2 separate regions of the Homo sapiens genome follow, and region 1 is linked to region 2. Evidence: chromatin loops called from intact Hi-C (ENCODE). Cell type or tissue: ascending aorta. All regions are shown on one strand. Each heading gives the region's core, and the rest is flanking DNA. Links, peaks and the distances in the headings are about the cores only.

Evidence for each region. Hi-C counts contacts between places; a loop is a spot of excess contacts. Peaks named below come from ENCODE experiments on the same cell type or tissue, not always from the same donor. Only the 100,000 strongest peaks of a DNase experiment are listed, where the experiment ranks them.
Region 1: it touches region 2 in a loop (6-fold over the local background); 20 of 110 quality-filtered maps call a loop at or near these places.

Annotation. Positions count from the first base shown.
Region 1 is chr15:67,116,713-67,124,712 of GRCh38, reverse strand. The region is part of intron 1 of SMAD3 (SMAD family member 3); the gene reads right to left. Among named protein-coding and RNA genes, the nearest start is that of SMAD3-AS1, 26 kb to the left of the region's middle. RefSeq lists enhancers at 3,339-3,778, 3,757-4,614. In ascending aorta, for the core only: no CTCF peak of the experiment used is centred there; a DNase peak (open chromatin) is centred at 3,452; H3K4me3 peaks cover 1,345 bases; H3K27ac peaks cover 5,124 bases.
Region 2 is chr15:67,184,292-67,193,438 of GRCh38, reverse strand. SMAD3 (SMAD family member 3) reads right to left here. Exons shown (of 9, transcript NM_005902.4): 7 at 8,575-8,712; 8 at 5,930-6,074; 9 at 1-3,026. The coding sequence ends at 2,903. Among named protein-coding and RNA genes, the nearest start is that of SMAD3-AS1, 42 kb to the right of the region's middle. In ascending aorta, for the core only: no CTCF peak of the experiment used is centred there; DNase peaks (open chromatin) are centred at 3,778, 4,615 and 7,099; H3K4me3 peaks cover 401 bases; H3K27ac peaks cover 7,869 bases.

The DNA.
Region 1 (8,000 bases), core at 1-8,000, 69 kb after region 2:
GTACCTTTGAAAGCTAATTAAAAGCAGAAACTTCACTGTCAGCCCTGTTTAATTTCTATTCAAACACAGTCTCAGATGAGGCCTTGGTCAGCTGTGTGACGTGGTAATGAGGCATTCTGCTGATGAATATTCTCATTCACCAAAGGACAACCAAAATCTTTTTCTTTTTCTAATTCCCTTTGAAAATATTTCCAGAAAGTATTTGTCTACTCTTCTTCCTCAACAAGTCCATCTTCTCTAAAGATAATAGATTTTTTTTTTTCTAAAGACTGACAATCCTCCAGCCTCTTGGACCCAGGTTGTGAAGTTAATTCTCACTGTGGAGATCAACAAGCTGTGTAAACTGCAGAGGTGGATGGCTGGCCGGGTCATCTAGACACCTCAGGGCAATCATTAGCAATGCCTTCTTTCAAAGGAACAAAAAAGCTGGGTGTGGTGGCATATGCCTGTAATCTTACCACTTCAGGAAGCTGAGGCGGGAGGATCACTTGAGGCCAGGAGTTCAAGACCAGCCTGCCCATGATAGCAAGACCTCTTCTCAACAGAAAAATACAAAAATTAGCCAGACGTGGTGGCCTGCTTCTGTAGTCCCAGCTAATCAGGAGGTCAAGGCTAGAGGATCATTTGAGCCCAGGAGTTTGAGGCTGCAGTAAGCTATCATTGCACCACGGCACTCCAGCCTGGGTGACAGAGGGAGACTCTGTCTAAAAATAAGAGACGAAAATCCAAAGGAACAAAAGCTTCTAAATAAAATCGACAACAACCTATTTTCCAGTGATTTGTTTCAGTCTATTCTACAGCATATCCGAAAGTTGGAAAGCAGGACACACTATTTTCCCTTTGTTTCCAGGCTTTTTGGATACTCTGGGATGTTTTATTATAGCTTTTCAGGTTAGCAGTTGAACCCACTGCTTTAAATGTAGAGGTCCTTCACCTAAAAAGAAGGCAAAGGGTTGCAGAAAAACATTGAGTATATTCTTTGGAAATGTCAAAAAAAGACTATTTCAAAATAAGTTTGTCCGTCTCCCAATTTTGGGGCATCCCGTCTATCTGAGTGCCTCCTATGTACTGGATTCTATACTGTAAAATTAGAATGCTGGCTGAAGGTGATGATAAGCTCATAATATTAATGGCTACTATTTACTAACACTTGTAATATGCTAGGAATTGCAGTCAATCTCAAACATGTTAGAATTCTTTTTTCCTTTTTTTTGAGACGGAGTTTTGCTCTTGTTGCCCAAGCTGGAGTGCGATGGCACAATCTTGGCTCACTGCAAACTCCTCCTCCTGGGTTCAAGCGATTCTCCTGCCTTAGCCTCCCGAGTAGCTGGGATTACGGGCGTGTGCCACCACACCTGACTAATTTTTTGTATTTTCAGTAGAAACGGAATTTCACCATGTTTTAGCTAGGCTGGTCTCAAACTCCTGACCTCAGGTGATCCACCCGCCTCGGCCTCCCAAAGTGCTGGGATTACAGGTGTGAGCCACTGCGCCTGGCTGATTTTTTTTTTTTTTTTTTTTTTTGAGACAGGGTCTCACTCTGTTGCCCAGGCTAGAGTACAGTGGCGAGTTCACTGCAGACTTTAACTCCTGGCTCAAGCAACCTTACACTGCAGCCTCCCGAGTAGCTGAGACCACAGGCTCACACCACCATGCCCAGCTAATATTTTTAATTTTTTGTAGAGATGAGATCTTGTTATGTTCTTGTTATGCTGGCCAGTCTGGTCTCAAACTTCTGGCCTCAAGCGATCCTCCCACCTCAGCCTCCCAAAGTACTGGGATTACAGGCATGAGCCACCATGCCCGGACGCAAGTATTTAAAACAAATTCACTGAGATATTTTATCCCTGTTTTACAGATGAAGAAACTGAGGACTTAGAATGTTTAAGTCCTTGTCTGAAGTCCCATAACTTACAAGTGGTGGGGCCAGGATTTGAACCCTGGTCTGTAGGATCCCAAAGCCCTATTCCTTACCACCCTACATAGGGACCACAGGGAACATCATTGCTCTGTGAAAAAAACCTATCCTTGTCTATGGAGTGATTACTTTCCTAAGAAAGTCAGGTAAGTCCTGGCTTGAAAACAAGTTTAAGAGCCAGCTCAGCTCTTAGCTAGATGCAAGACCCTCAGCATCCCCTCACCTCTCTGGACCTCAGTATTTTGGGCAATGAAACTAGTATATCATTTCCTGTGACCTCTTTTGGCTCTAACAAATGGCCAAAAAACCCAAGAGATCACCAGCTCCATAAATCCCCCGATAGGAAATGGGCCAAAGGATTACCGTACGGAAAGCAGTCCTGACTTGCTCATTCCCAAACTCTGGTGAGGAAACCAAGAGAAACCAGCCACCACCCACAGCTGACAGGGTCTGGGGGGAACAGCAAAAGAGCTGACCCGCACAGTACCCCCAGGCTAACTGAAGAGTCCCTGAAGCCTACAGATCAATTTCTCTTTTCTAAGAAGGAAAGGGGAGTATAACCTTCAGTTTCCTCATGTGTAAAATGAAAAGGTTTCATCTGTTCATTCTTCTAAGTGGTCAACTTAACCTCTGTAGGACTCAGCTTCCTCATCTACAAAATGGGGACATATGTCCGGACCTTAGACCAGTGCTACCCAATAGAATTTTTGGTGGTGATGAAAACGTGCTGCTCTATATGAGCTGATCTGATGGCCACTAGCCTACCCGTGCACTTGAAATGCGGCTGGTGTGACTGAGGGACAGCATTTGTAATTGTATTTAATTTTAATGACCCAACATTTAAATAGCCACATGAGGGTGGTGGATAGGTATCGGACAATATAGCCTTAGACTGTAGTGGCAGGAATGAAATCAGATGGCATTTGTAAACTGCCTAGCACAGTGGTGGGACACAAAGTTCTGGAGGAAAAACATGCATGAATATGCAGAGGTCCTATCAGTAGAGATTTTTTTTTAAGCAAAATTTCCTCATATCAAGAAATGGAGGCACTAGAAGCTGACAAGCACATACATGGATGTGTTAGAAAGACCCAGAGAAATCAGGCATACTGTAGAAACCATTCTCTCGGTGTATAGACTAAATGGCTGAAGGTCTGTTTTGTTTTCTTCACAAATGTTCTTGTCAGAAGATAAAAGAGAGCCGTTTTCAGCAAATCTAGGTTTTTATAACCCTAAACGCCCAGTACAAACTGCCCCAAGAGCAAGCTCTCTCTTCAACAAAACCTCCCGTCCTCCCAGGCAGCCACCCCCCGCCCATCTGCAGCCCTCCCCGGGGCCTCTGGGAGCTGCCCACCCAGAACGGAGTGCAACTGACATGTGGGGCACACCCTGCCAGGCACAGTCACTCGTGGGGGGAGAGCCACCCACGATGCCCTCAGGACCCACAAGGCCGGCTGGCAGTGGCCTGTGTCAGGAGTGCCCACCGGCACCCGCTGGCAGCCAGCCTGCGTCACAGCCCAACAGGAAACGAGGAGAAGAGAACACTGGGGCCGCGTGGAAATCCCCACTGGGCTCCACGCCGGAGGGTGACTCAGCGGGGCTGGCCAGCAAGCTGCCTCCCACCCCTCAGCCAGGACAGGGCGGGGGCTGCAGGAAACAGGCCTCCCGCCTCTCTGCAAAGGCTAAGAAGTACACATTCTTACATATTATTATGTTACAGATACAATCATGCCCTGCCTGAAAACATGCAAGACAAAGTCCCAACATATGAGATGGGGATTCAAGGTCCTTTTATAACAGAAAACGCACTTTCTCTAAGCAGGGGTGTCCGGTGTTTTGGCTTCCCTGGGCCACGATGGAAGAGTCGTCATCTTGGGCCACACATAAAATACGCTAACTAACGATAGCTGATGAGCTAAAAAATAATCGCAAAAAAAAAATCTTACAATGTTTTCAGAAAGTTTATGAATTTGTGTTGGGCTGCATTCAAAGCTCTCCTGGGCTACATGCGGCCCACGGGCCAGAGGGTGGACAAGCTTGCTCTAAAGGAAAGTCTTAGTTCAAGTCCTGGAGCAGCCATGAAGCTTGAAAAATTCCCTTCCCAATTTCCCAGGCCCAATTTCTTACCTGGTAGGGCCAGGGTGAGATTCCCACACTCTCCACGGAGTGTTCCCAGGCAACACCATTGCACAGTGCCTCTGCCCTCCTCGCAGCTAGCCCATCTGCCCTTCTAGACCACCCCACAGCACTTAGCAGTCTTAGATTATGGCGTTCATCATCCTAAACACAGACATTTTACCAGGCCTCCCACTCAGATACTGTCACCAGGACAGAGGCCATGCCTTACATCTCCAAAGTGAGTTTGATACATACAGGGGGTTTTAAAAATTATCCATCTATTGATCCAAAGAAACAGCATGGCATGTGTATAAGACTTGTTATCCTTGATACCCCTCCCCAACTCCAGGTCATGGCAGGGCTGCCTGAGCTGCCACAGGCTCTTATCACCTCTGTTCCCCACATCACGTTAAGCAGCCCAGGGCAAAGTCTGTCCCACACTGTTCCTCTTTTTCCCATAAAGTACCCAGTGTACTCCAGGGACTTACGGCTAGCAAAAGAAACAACAAGCAAGAAAGTGGGGAGGTCCTAGAAATCCACTCCTAGTGAGTTGCAAGAGGCTTACTAAACCCAGAGTCTTGGCCAGGGACAGTGGCTCACGCCTTTAATCCCAGCACTTTGGGAGGCCAAGGTGGGCAGATCGCTTGAGCTCAGGAGTTTGAGACCAGCCTGGGCAACACGGTGAAACCCCACCTCCACAAAATATACAAAAAATAGCCAGGCGTGGTAGCGTGTGCCTATAATCCCAGCTACCTGAGGGGCTGAGGCAGGAGGATTGCTTGAGCCTGGGAGGTCAAGGCTGCAGTGAGCTGTGATCGCACCACTGCACTCCAGCTTGGGTGACAAAGCGAGACTCTGTCTCCAAAAAAAAAATTCAAAGTCTTTACCCCTTGAAGTTACTAGAAAAATCCAACCTATGTTATTTCACTTTAAAAATATCAACTTGCTATGACTTTTTCCTTTCAGAAGCTCTCTTGGGCAATTCTACCTTTGGACTATAAGCTTCTTACAAAATAATTCATTTTTCCCATTCCCGAGTGTGTGCGGGTCTGAATTTTATGAATGTCTTTGGCAAGTCTGAGATAATTCAGCCAGGGTTCCATCCATCTGCTTCATAGACAGTTCCACTCACTTGGCCTCTGAAAGCACTCCATGCGCTCCCCACCCACGGTCAGCCCTTACCCAGGTCCCTCTCTGGCTCCCACTCTGTGGCACCCCCACCCCCGCCATGGCCCCAGCACAGCTGTGTGGCAAGAATAACCCAGCTCTCTGTGTCTACTGCCCACCTCCCATTGACTATGGGCCTCCCTGCAATGGGCTTCAGCCCCAACACTCCATCATGACTGCCCTTGCTAAGGTCACCTAGTGGCCTCCAGGTTACAGAATCTAAAACACATGGTTTTCAGGCCTTACCATTCTGGGTTCTCTGCAACATCTAGCACTGCTGCTCCTTTCCTCTTGCTGCAGGGTCTCGTCACTCACCTTCAATGTCACTGTGCACCATCTTGCTTTTCCTCTGTCTCTCCCTGCATTCCCTAAATGGGGCTGTTCTTCAGGTGCAGGTCTGGACCTTCTCATTCTACGCTCATATCCTCCCCAGCCCGGCCTCATCCATACAATGATGACTCACAAATGTATATCTCAGCTCAGACCTCTCCCCCAAACTCCACGCTCATCTATCCAGCTCCTTGGCCTGTGCTCCTGCTAATAGGTGCTCCGTAAATGTTTGTTGGTACACACCAACAGTTAACAAGCACCTGCTTGTGCATGATTCTGTGCTAGGTACAACAGGGGATGCATGTCCCTGAGCTCAAGGGACACAAAGAGGAAAAGTTAGGCAACATCAGAGAAAAGGCAGACCTCACCTGGCTTGGGTTCCCAAGGAAGGCACCATGGCAAAGACAGCATTTGGGTTGTGTCTTGAAAGACAGCTCAGAAACCAGCATTTTATCCTGCACAATGGGATGTTCACGACTCAGGACACCCACATCACATTGAGAGACTGTGAAGCCTTACCTAGCTATTTTAAACTGGTGTTTTGTGTTCCCATGCTGGATGAAAACCTCCTAGAGAAAGGCATTTTTTCTAAGCAGAGCTCCTTCCAGCGCCTTCCGTGACAATAGTGATCTCTTTACATCTCCCCTCACCCGATTCTAGTCTGGTATAAAAATGACACACCTTTGGACCCAAGTCTGCTGGCCCCAGTCCTGATCTTACTCTACAATGAGTTATTATCTTTTTGGAAAATATCAAAGCCCACCAGAAATCAAACAAAACAAGAACTTCTACTTAGTAGCAGAAAATACATGAGATCTGCTTTATCTAACCCTGGTAATAAACACTCTGAAGAGGAAAGCGCTATCCATATCTTTACTTATGCCACCTAGCCTTCTCTCAGTCTCCTCTCAGCTGGGCTGGACAGGCCCTCACTGGGCTCCCCCACTGCAGGGACCACACCAGATGACTTGTTCCGTGCCTATCTTCCCCGACGCTGTGAGTTAGTGGGCACCAATTGCTGTGCCAGGCAGCACCCAACACAAGCATGTTGAAAGAATGAATTTCAGACTCTCTCTTTTTTATTTTTTGAGACATTGTCTCACTCTGTTGCCCAGGCTGGAATGCAACGGTGCGATCTCAGCCCACTGCAACCTCCACCTCCAAGGTTCAAGCAATTCTCCTGTCTTAGCCTCCTGAGTAGCTGGGATTACAGGCACCCGTCACCACGCCCGGCTAATTTTTGTATTTTGGGCAGAGACGGGGTTTTGCCACGTTGGCCAGGCTGGTCTTGAACTCCTGACCTCAGGTGATCCACCCGCCTCGGCCTCCCAAAGTGCTGGGATTACAGGCATGAGCCACTGCACCCGGCCAAATTTCAGACTCTTACTAGAGAGTTCTGTACATTCTCATTACATGTGCTTAGTACTATGTGCTTCTATGTTATCATTAAAACATTACACTTGATCATGTTTCCAGGCATTTTTAAGCTAACAACAGCTCTCTATAAAGAAAGTTTGAAAATCCATGCTCGACAAACCACATCTCTTTCACAAGAGCTTGGAGGACTTCCCAGCAGGAAAGGAAACATCCTCACACCCACCAGAGTCGCCCACCCGGCACATCTGCTGAACTCCACCAGGGACCTGGTGGCTTCCTCATGATCAAAAGGAGACAGCTGCTCTGTGCAGTGGGGTGGCACTGGGCTGGAACTTGGGGGGACCTGCTTTGGGGCACAGGTTTCCTCCTCTGTAAAATGAAGGAGTTGGACTTTCAAGATCTGAAGCCACTGCTGGTTCTGACAAACAGCTCTCTTCTACCGTCATATCCTAACAGAACAAAACCATGCCTGCTCATTCATCACAGGCAGAACCTGGGGTCATCATTTGAGTGAGGCCCACAAGGTGGGAAAATGCCTGGATTTGAGGTCAAAAGACCCAATTGTGTATCCTAATTACCATTTTCAGCCTGTGAGGCCTCTGTAAATGCTGTGCATTCAAAAAGGATTATTACTCTTTCTAGCTACTCCACGAAACACGCCAGCCGTGACCCCAGATCTCAAGGAGCCACATCCCTCCACAAGGGGAGGCAGAGACATATTTAGAAAAATGCCCTTTTCAGTGTGTGTTTCAGTGCTGGGAAGATGGAGGGCCCGGGAGCTATGAGAACTGGGTGAAGTAGTCCAGAATGGCTTCCTGGAGGAAGTAAGCTTGGGGATTTCCAAGTAGTTGACAACTTCTTTCAAGATAAACATTGCATTTATCTGCTTTCTCACCTCCTGACCTTTGCTCTTCAAACCTGGCATGCCATTGTCACTAATCATGGGATTTTACTACAACCATCAAGCAGAAAGCTGGTTAGCTGGTTTCCCAATGGCTGAGAAGTCATCTATCCTCCATGCAGAACAGATACCCCCATCACCAAGGGTCTTGCTCCCTTCCTGATGCTCAGTTTTCTTGCTTCCACCTAA
Region 2 (9,147 bases), core at 1-8,000:
GAGGGGAGAGAGGAAAGGGAATAAAAGTTGGCTCCTTGGAAGGTGCTGAAGACAAGGATCTGTGTCCCAGTGCTAGCTGCACTTGGGTCAGTCTCAGCACAAGCTGCAAGGTGAAGATGTCATGGCGGGGAGCCCAGGGCAGGGGCAACACACGCGGTCGTGTTGACTAGGTGAACGCCACTTAAAACTGCTATCCAGTCACCAGCACTCCTCTAGAACTGCCCTGGTTTCCTCTTGCCCTTTTCAACTGTCCTTTAAAAAAGTGTTTTAATATACAAATGCCATTCATACAACAGGATTTTAAAACTAAGAAAACTAGCTTGTGGCTTCAAGGAAGGACACTAATGTTACATACGCCCAAAGCACCTATGTAGCACTCTAAGGTGGGAATGGCACCATTTCCTAACCTCTTAGGTATGATCAAATTTATTTTCAGTGATGCCACAGGTGGGTTTGCCTACAATCCCACACATCCTCCTCTGGTGGTCTAGTCAATAAAGAAAAAGGGCCAAGGAAGTATCCTTTGGAAAAACACAAAACTCAAACTTCATGCTCCTAGAAGTAGCCTTCAGGTCTGAGCAATGAGGGTTCTAAGACACCATCCAAATGCAGCCAAACGTGTCATTTCATCACATTCAAAGTTCATAACCTGCCAAAGTATAGGCTTTTTTTTTCCCCCTTCACCTGGAGTAAGACACGACTTCCATAGATCACTGGATCACCAGAATCAGGCTGTGCCTGAAGCTAGTTCCCAAGCACCCAGAGGGCTGTGTGCCACAGGAAGCCCTCATAGGATCGTGCAGCAGGTGGATCATGCAGGCCCTCGGAAACTGCTGCCCATGGCTTTTAGGAGAGGAACCATGACTGCTCTAGCAGAAGCCAAAATGGAATATTTGGTTCCTGGGTCTCAGAGCTGGCTGGGAACATGAACACATGTACAGGAGGTTCAGGGGGCTTCCTGTGTAAGAAACAGGCCATAGATCATTTCACACCAGGCACATACTTCAGACTCACAGCATTTGGCCCTCTCAGAGGAAGTGAGGGGTTTTGTATTGTCTCTGGGTTCTGAGTCAACCCTCCTTCGAGAAGACTCACACAAGTCTGTCAAGGTGCTCCTTCCGTCTCTTCCTGTGTCCTCAGGAGGCTTGGGGAGCAGCTGTCCTACCTGGAAACCTCATGGCTAGAACTTCAGAGGCACAGGACCCTGCAGATGAGGCATCAGGAAGCCTCTCCATCTCCCTCTAACATCAGAAATCTCATCACATTTGAGCTGTATGACTTGCCAAAAGTATATACACTTCCTTCCCTTCACCTGGAATAAAGCAGGACTTCCATAGGAAATCCCTTGATTTTTCCTGCTATAAATTCATGCAAAAACGTGGGATAGGTCATTTTATACAAAAACAGCAGCAAAGAATAAAGTACCAATTGAAGGTGGCAGTTCTGTCTACTGTGTTCTGCAAAAGGCTGGGAAAAGAAGAGGACTCTTTTTTCTTTTTTCCAGTTGAAATAATTTAGACTAGTTTTCTCCCTAATTGCTGCTGGGAGCAGTACTTGTTACACAATACAACTGCTATAGTTGTCACCGGTGATCCTCTACCGGGAGCTAGATCATCTTATATCCCAGGGGGAAGATGACAGACCTCTTTGTACCAAGCCTGCAATTTTCAAAGGTGTAAAAATATTTTAATAGCCCTTTTCATTTGCCTATGTTGGCCTGAGATGTTTCCCTTCTGGTGAATTTGCTTCTGTAAATTTCAGCTTGCAGAAGTGCTGGCAGGTATCTCTTCAACAAAACCTGGAAAAGCTTCACCTCAGGAGAGAGAAGGGAGAGAAGCAGTTGCTGGGTCTCACTCAGGTTTCCCAGTCAATGTGCCAGCCCAGGATTTTTAAAGAAAATATATAAACCAAACATTTAAAAGAGCATATGATAAAGTTGATTTAATGAATGCAACTGACTACATAAACCAATATAGCCGTATGCATCAGAATCTGGAGCAAGCTCTTACAGATGACTGGAGACGCACCCAGTGTGGTGCTGCCTGAGACCAAATGCCATCCCACGACAAGGGCCTCCTGCTTCATGAGAACACTTACCGTCATTCGAATCTCTTTGAGATTAATGTGATAATAGACACTATACATTGCATATGCACTGGGCCTCAGCAGATCCTTCCAACTTTTCAAAGTGAAAAAGGACAAACGTAAGTGAGTTTTTAAAGAGGTGGCGCTCATCGATTTTTCCCGCTGTCCTGTGTGCAGGTTCTGCTGAACACGCACCTCCCAATCAGTATGTTCTGAGAGGGGAGGGAGACAGACAAAACTCCCTCCCTCCCCATCCCAAGTCTATCCAGCTCACAAGGGGCAAGGTCTGCTGGAGTGGTGGGGCGGGGCGGGGCGGGGCTGGGCTGGGAATGTTCACTGGAAGAGGCACTGTCACAAGCGTCAGAGAGCTGGGCATGAGGTCTGCATGGCCCTGCGGGCTCTTCCTACCTAGAACGCCCTTCCAAGGTGAACTCCACACTGCAGTCCTAGACAGAGGGGTGTTTCTGGTTGGACTGTGACATCCCAGAAAGCTGTCACTCAAAAAAAGAGTCTGGGGGGAGGGGGCCGGTGGTGTAATACTACCTGTTCTGCTCACTTAAGCCACCAGAGCAGACGCCATTTCTTGCCCTTCAAAGTGGGGCCAAAGGGTAAATGTGTTTGGCAGACACAGCTGTTCATAACATCCACCTCTGGGTTTGCTCGTGTGTTTCAGAAAACAGGTGGGTGCACCCCTTCAGTTGAGGGAGAAAGATTTCTTCTTCCTTGACAACAATGGGTTGAGTAGAGTTCCAATTTTCTCCACCTCCTGCATGGCCATTTTCCCCAAGCCTGCCCTCCCCTACCATACTTGATGTCTCTAAGACACACTGGAACAGCGGATGCTTGGGGAGCCCATCTGGGTGAGGACCTTGTCAAGCCACTGCAAAGGCCCATTCAGGTGCAGCTCAATCCAGCAGGGGGTACTGGTCACAGTCTGTCTCCTGTAAGAAATAGGGAAAGGGGTGGGGTGGGGGACTTAAAAAATCTCCAGGGGGTTACACAAGTCAGAAAGCTTTTTCTGCTTTGGTGACAGTCATCTTCCCAAAGATGCTGTTAGACGCTGTCCTAGAAGCGGTACCAGTAACTTGCTGAAACTACCCGGCCAAACTCCTCTACCCAGGGAGGACTTTGAGTAAATTAAGTTCTCTTGAGGGGGAAGGAAGTCGACTTTAAAGAGTTAAACATGTAAAGTCAATGGCAAAGAGTTAAATATGTAAAGTCAATTGCAGGGTACCCCAGAGGCCCACCAGTTACTGTAACAGGCCCCCTAATAGAGGAGACCTCCATCCTGAGCAAAGGGCTTCCTGGCTCCCATCTGTACCAAACGGGCACGTGCCGCTCCCCTATCTCGAAATCTGGGCCCAGCCCCAGCAGGCGACGATGACGTGTGTCTGTCTGATTGAGGGGTGTTTTTTACAAAGCGCCAACAGTGTCCGCATGCCTTCGGTTCCCAATGTGCTGATATAATTCTCATCTACGGCCTTATTTTGGAAAATCTTACAAGCAGAACGAGCCATGGAACAATTACTGGAAAAAAACAAGGCACACCACACGTTTCTTTTCCCCAAAGCACTTTGTCTAAATTCAGGCTGGTTGATGACGCAGCTTGCAGGCAGGCTCCCAAAGGCCTCCACTGAGCAAAGGCTATCTGCTGAGGCTGGAGTCGCTGGTGCCAGCTGGAGGTGAGAGGTGTGGGCCCTGGGCCCTGCTTTCAGCCACCTCACAGAGAGAAGAGCTGAAACCTTACTCTCCTTGGCCCAAGAGGCAGGAGGACGACAAGGCTGTTCTGGGAAGGGGCCGCGCCCGCCCGTCAGGCTGCTGTGCAGTGCTGCCAGGCAGCGGTGACGCGGTGGGCCACAGAGGACTGGGTGTGCTGGCAGGACATCCCGCGTGGTGATAGTGTCCCCAGGGAAAGGCTCTGCCACCAAAGAGCCTCTTCCTAGCACTTGGAGCGGGAGAGCTGCAATGCCACACCAGGAACAGTGTTGCTGTCTTGAAGGCACCACCCTCCTTGCTTGGCCTCTACTTTGCTTGTGTAGCAGGGAGGTTGAGAAATGGGCCTGCAGACAGACCCTGGGGTGTCTGCACGAGCGAGGGTACCTGAGTGTGGCCCTCCAGACTACAGTCTGGTATAAGAAGAGCAAATGGACATCCCCTTACTCTTTTCCACTGCAGTCCATCTTTAAATATTTCCCTTCTTCACTAAAAAAAGATTAATTTTCTAACCTTTCACTCCTGTTCCCTAAATGAGCTAAGCCAGGGCTAAAAGATTGCTTAAAACATTTCTCTGGCTAGACCTTTGGGCCTGGGCTGATCTCTTCAGGCCATAACATAGTTGTAAGTTCTTTTGAGGTCTGACCACTTTGATTGCTCCACTGGTCACTCCTGGATTTCAGAGACACCCAAGAAACCAAGGGGCTGTGTTCCCTGACACCCTGGGGCAGACACAGAAGAACAGCAGCTAAAATACGGTAAGTGGAAGAGGAGGATTTTACAGGATGAAATCCTCTAATGAGAATCTGACTTTCCATAAGTCATGCTCATCTGGATTTCATTACAAACGGTGGCCCAAGGCCAATATTGAAATGGGTTTGGCCTGAGTGCAGCATGACTGCAAAACAAAATGGATTCCAAACATCTGGAAAAATGAAGAGAAAGGGAGAGTAGCTTGCAAGGCGCTGGCTCTAGCTGACATGTGGGCACCTCTGCATCTGCCGCAGGAGCTGGCGGCTGGCAGGGGGGAGTGTGGAGCAGAAGGCGGGGGCACACAGCCCTGCCTCTCCGCAAACTTTGGTCCGTGAGTGGAAAGAAAAGGGACTGGATTCTCTAAACCCAAAGCAGGATGGCCTGAGAGATTCAACCAAGCAGACCAGGTAGACCTGACTATATCAGGGCCATGTTTAAACCAGTATCTAGGGCCGGGCATGGTGGTTCACGCCTGTAATCCCAGCACTTTGGGAGGCTGAGGCAGGTGGGTCACCTGAGCTCAGGAGTTCGAGACCACCCTGGGCAACATGGTGAAACCCCCTCTCTACTAAAATACAAAAAATTAGCCAGGCGTGGTAGCACGCACCTGTAGTCCCAGCTACTTGGGAGGCTGAGGCACGTCCTGGAGGCAGAGATTGCAGTAAGCCAAGATGGTGCCACTCACTTCAGCTTGGATGACAGAGTGAGACTCCATCTCAAAAAAAAAAAAAAAAAAAAAGAAAAAGAAAAAGAAACCAGTATGTAGGACTCTAAAAAAGTCATTTCTCAGCGAGAAAATTTTGTTCCTTTATAACTACCCAAATCTCCTCCTCCCTTCCCGGACTCTCAGTTTTAATATCCTGGGCTCCTCAGCATCACCAGGGTCCCTGAGTCAGAAATGGAGCAACAGAGGAGGAGAGGAACAATGAGCTGAAGACCTAACTTCCTGAAGAGGGTCATCCTAAAGCCATCTGCCTAAAATGAGACTAAGGAAGAAGCCAAGAGGGCAGAGTTCTAGACACAGCTCTTCTACCAGTGTGACTGCAGGCAAGTCACTCTCCCTCCCTGGGCCTTAGTTCTCTCATCTGTACGGATGATGCTGGCATCCCCACCCAGGGCTGGGATGAGGATAAGATGGAGCGTGTGTTTACAGTGCCTACAGCTGTTCGGTGCCAGCAAACATCGTTCTGCAATTCCTCATCATCTGCTGTTGGCCCGGCCCCTCCTGCCTGCCAGGCCTTGGCCTCTCTCTGATCTTTGGTCTTTCTGCTCTTGACGCTAGGGCTGGCCTAGCTCATCTCTGAGGAGCCCTGCCTGCTCTGCTGTCCAGAGTCACCTGGAGTTGGGTCCCCTGATGTAGGCAGCACCCATAACTGACCTGTACTCCGCTCCCCAGCCTTTGACGAAGCTCATGCGGATGGTGCACATTCGGGTCAACTGGTAGACAGCCTCAAAGCCCTGGTTGACCGACTGGGCCAGGAGGGCAGCGAACTCCTGGTTGTTGAAGATCTTCAGGTTGCATCCTGCCAAAAACACAGAAACAGGGCTGTGGGGATGGAAGTGGCCAGGTCCGTTGCTCCCCTCCTGGATAAAGCAAGTCCTGGACCCCCTAGACCAGCCTCATTTATACAGCTCCAGGGACACATGGTGTGTGATGCATTTGCCACACACTCCACACTCAGTACCATGCAAAGGGAAGGCCAACCCAGTCCCTCCCCTTGAACCCATCTCCTCACTGGGAGGTGCCACTGACATACCTGCAAGGGGAGATGGAAGGCTGGCCCACAAGCTCCGACTCCCAGAGCAGGGAGAAGTCTGCAAAGAGGGCTTCCAAAAATAGGGAGATGGTGTGGAGAGGGGGGCCTTTCCTTGGGCAAAGGGACCAGGGGACAGAGAGATAAGGGACCTGGGCCAGGTTGCCCATGCTGTGTGGGGTCTGGTCACCCACCTAGGAACAGGAGCTCTGGCCGTTCCACAGCAGGCAGTGCCCCCAGAGACGGGCTGGCCGAAAGGCTACTGGGCCTGCCGTCCCCACAGGAAGCTTGGCAGAGGGCCCAGTGCACCCTCCACCTGGGCTCCTCTGATGAATACACCTGGTGCTGGGGCTAGGAGGTAAGGAGAGATCTGGGCCAAATTTTGGCCTCTGGGCACTGGGCTGGGTGGAGGTGACATTCACAGCTAAGTGAAGGTGTGCATCTGATTCTCCAGACAGTAAAACTAAAGACAGTCACAAATAAAGTTTAAAATAAATGTCGTTTGAAGTCTTACTGCCTGAGTGCCAGGAATGTGTCAACCAGAAAAATAAAGACAAAAGCACATGCTGGAAATAGCCAAAAGGTGAGCCGGGGTGACGCTTATGAATGAGCCAACAGCAGGCTCCTGTTCTTGCTGTGTGACTCTGAGCTGGTCGCTTTCTCTTGGGGACCCTGTGTCTCTGTATAATGAAGGGCTGGCCTCAGAGGTCCTTCCAGCTCTGACATTCTATGAGCTGACAAACAACACCACAGCCAACTCAGCCCTCACCCAAAAGATGGGGGTGGGGCCGGGGAATGGAAGAGGCAGAAGGCCAAGAGCGTCACTGAGCTTCCTCTTCTTCATTCTCTCCAAGGACAAGGGTGGTGGAACAGGGCTGAACCTGGGCCCTGACCCCCAGCAGAGCCAAGAAGCAGAAGAGCACCAAACTTGAGAGTCCATCAGCCCTAGGCCCCATCCCGGCTTGGCCACTTACTAGCTGTGTGCGCTTGGGCAGGTGGCTGAAACTCTCTGAACTTGTCTCTCAAAGCGTCTCCTTACTTATAGAGCCAGAGAATAACTGGTGAGGACTAAATGAGGTCAACGATCGGAATGTACTCTATAAATGCAACCACAAAATGCTCTGGAAACCTGGTGTGCTATTATCATTTCAGACTTTCTGCATTCTAAAGTTTCCCCTGCCTGTGGTCTACCACTTCTCCACTACCATCTGCTACTCAGTGGGCAGGAAGGGGCATGCCACACACGTGCCACAGGCAATGGCCTGGCCAGGTTACCTGCTCCACTAGTCTGTCACAGGCCATGTTCTGTGGGCTGCCTACACAGTGGCTGCACGTCCTGTGAAAAGTGGACTTTGGCTGGGGCTTTCTGCCTTGGTTTCCTGAGGAAAGAGGCCTTAGATGGGATCAGCCACCTGCCTGATCTTGCTGTCCAGGCGTGGCCCTGTCCAAACCACTCTCGGGGGTGCAGCCTGACACCTCTTCTTGGGGTACAGGTGGGATTTTTCAGGCTCACTCAGAAAACCCTCAGCAGTTCCCTAGAGTCAAACTCTCTGGTGTCCTTCCACGGCCTCATGCTGTTGTGCTTTTGAAACATTTCCCCTGACGGTCTCATACATGACCCTCCTCCAGCCAGAGAGCTACCCATCCATGTCCTGCCCTCCATTACCTCAGGCCCTTTGCCTGGGCTGCTCCCCCTGTCTAGAATGCCCTCCCTGTGCCTAGTGCCTACCTATCCTTCAGGATCCGGATGTTTCTCCTCCATGAAGACTTCCCTGATCCATCCCAACAGCTAAATGGGCCTTCTCTCTACCTGGGCTGCTGGCTTGGTGCTTGGCACCCGTCCCTTATATTGAACTCATCCGTGTCTTTGTCTTCTGTGCTCTGCAGGCCTGTAAGGTCTGCGGGGGCAGAGCAGGGCCGCATCTACCTCTTCATCCCCTACAGCACCTGGCACAGAGCCCTGCATGCTGTTTGTGCAATGAATGAGTGAAGAAAGGAAGCCATACTGCCTGAGCATCTACGCACAGGGCAACAGGCAGGTACCCACAGGTTAAAGGCAGACCTATCAGATGCTACATCTGCTCCCTGGAAGTTCAGGGAAAGCACAGTTAGATCTGTGGGCATAGAGAAAACCTAATCCAATCACCTCCAGATTGACAACGCAATCATGAGTGAGCAGAAAAGGTGAGAAAGGTGGACTCTCTCCAGCATCCTAGGCATGCACTCGGAGAGGGACCTCAAGGCAGGGGTGCCTGTGCGGCTCGTTTACCTGGTGGGATCTTGCAGACGGTGGCCGGGTGCCAGCCATAGCGCTGGTTACAGTTGGGAGACTGGACAAAAATAGCGCTGTCACTGAGGCACTCTGCGAAGACCTCCCCTCCGATGTAGTAGAGCCGCACGCCTCTTCCTACAGAGATTCAGGTTAGACTGGACAGGGTGCCTTTGCTCACACACAATGGCCCTGGGGCCACCTGAGGCTCGCAAAGGAGGCAGAACAGCAGAGCTGCTCCCAGTGACTGCCAGCTTCCCCAGGCAAACGGGCCCCAAAGCCCAAGCCTAAAGTAGGGGAAATGGGCACTGCCGGATTCCTAAAGCCAAGGGAGGCAGATGACAAGAGATGGGCACACAGGATAGGTCTCAGTGACAGCCTTTGCCACTGAGTAGGCATGGGCCTCAGTCAAGTTATTCACCCTCTGAGTCTTCGTTTGTCTCTACGATAGGGATGGGGGCCAGGCGCGGTGGCTCACACCAATAATCCCAGAGCTTTAGGAGGGCAAGGTGGGAGGATCACTTGAGGCCAGGAGTTCAAGGCCAGCCTGGGCAATGTAATGAGACTTCATCT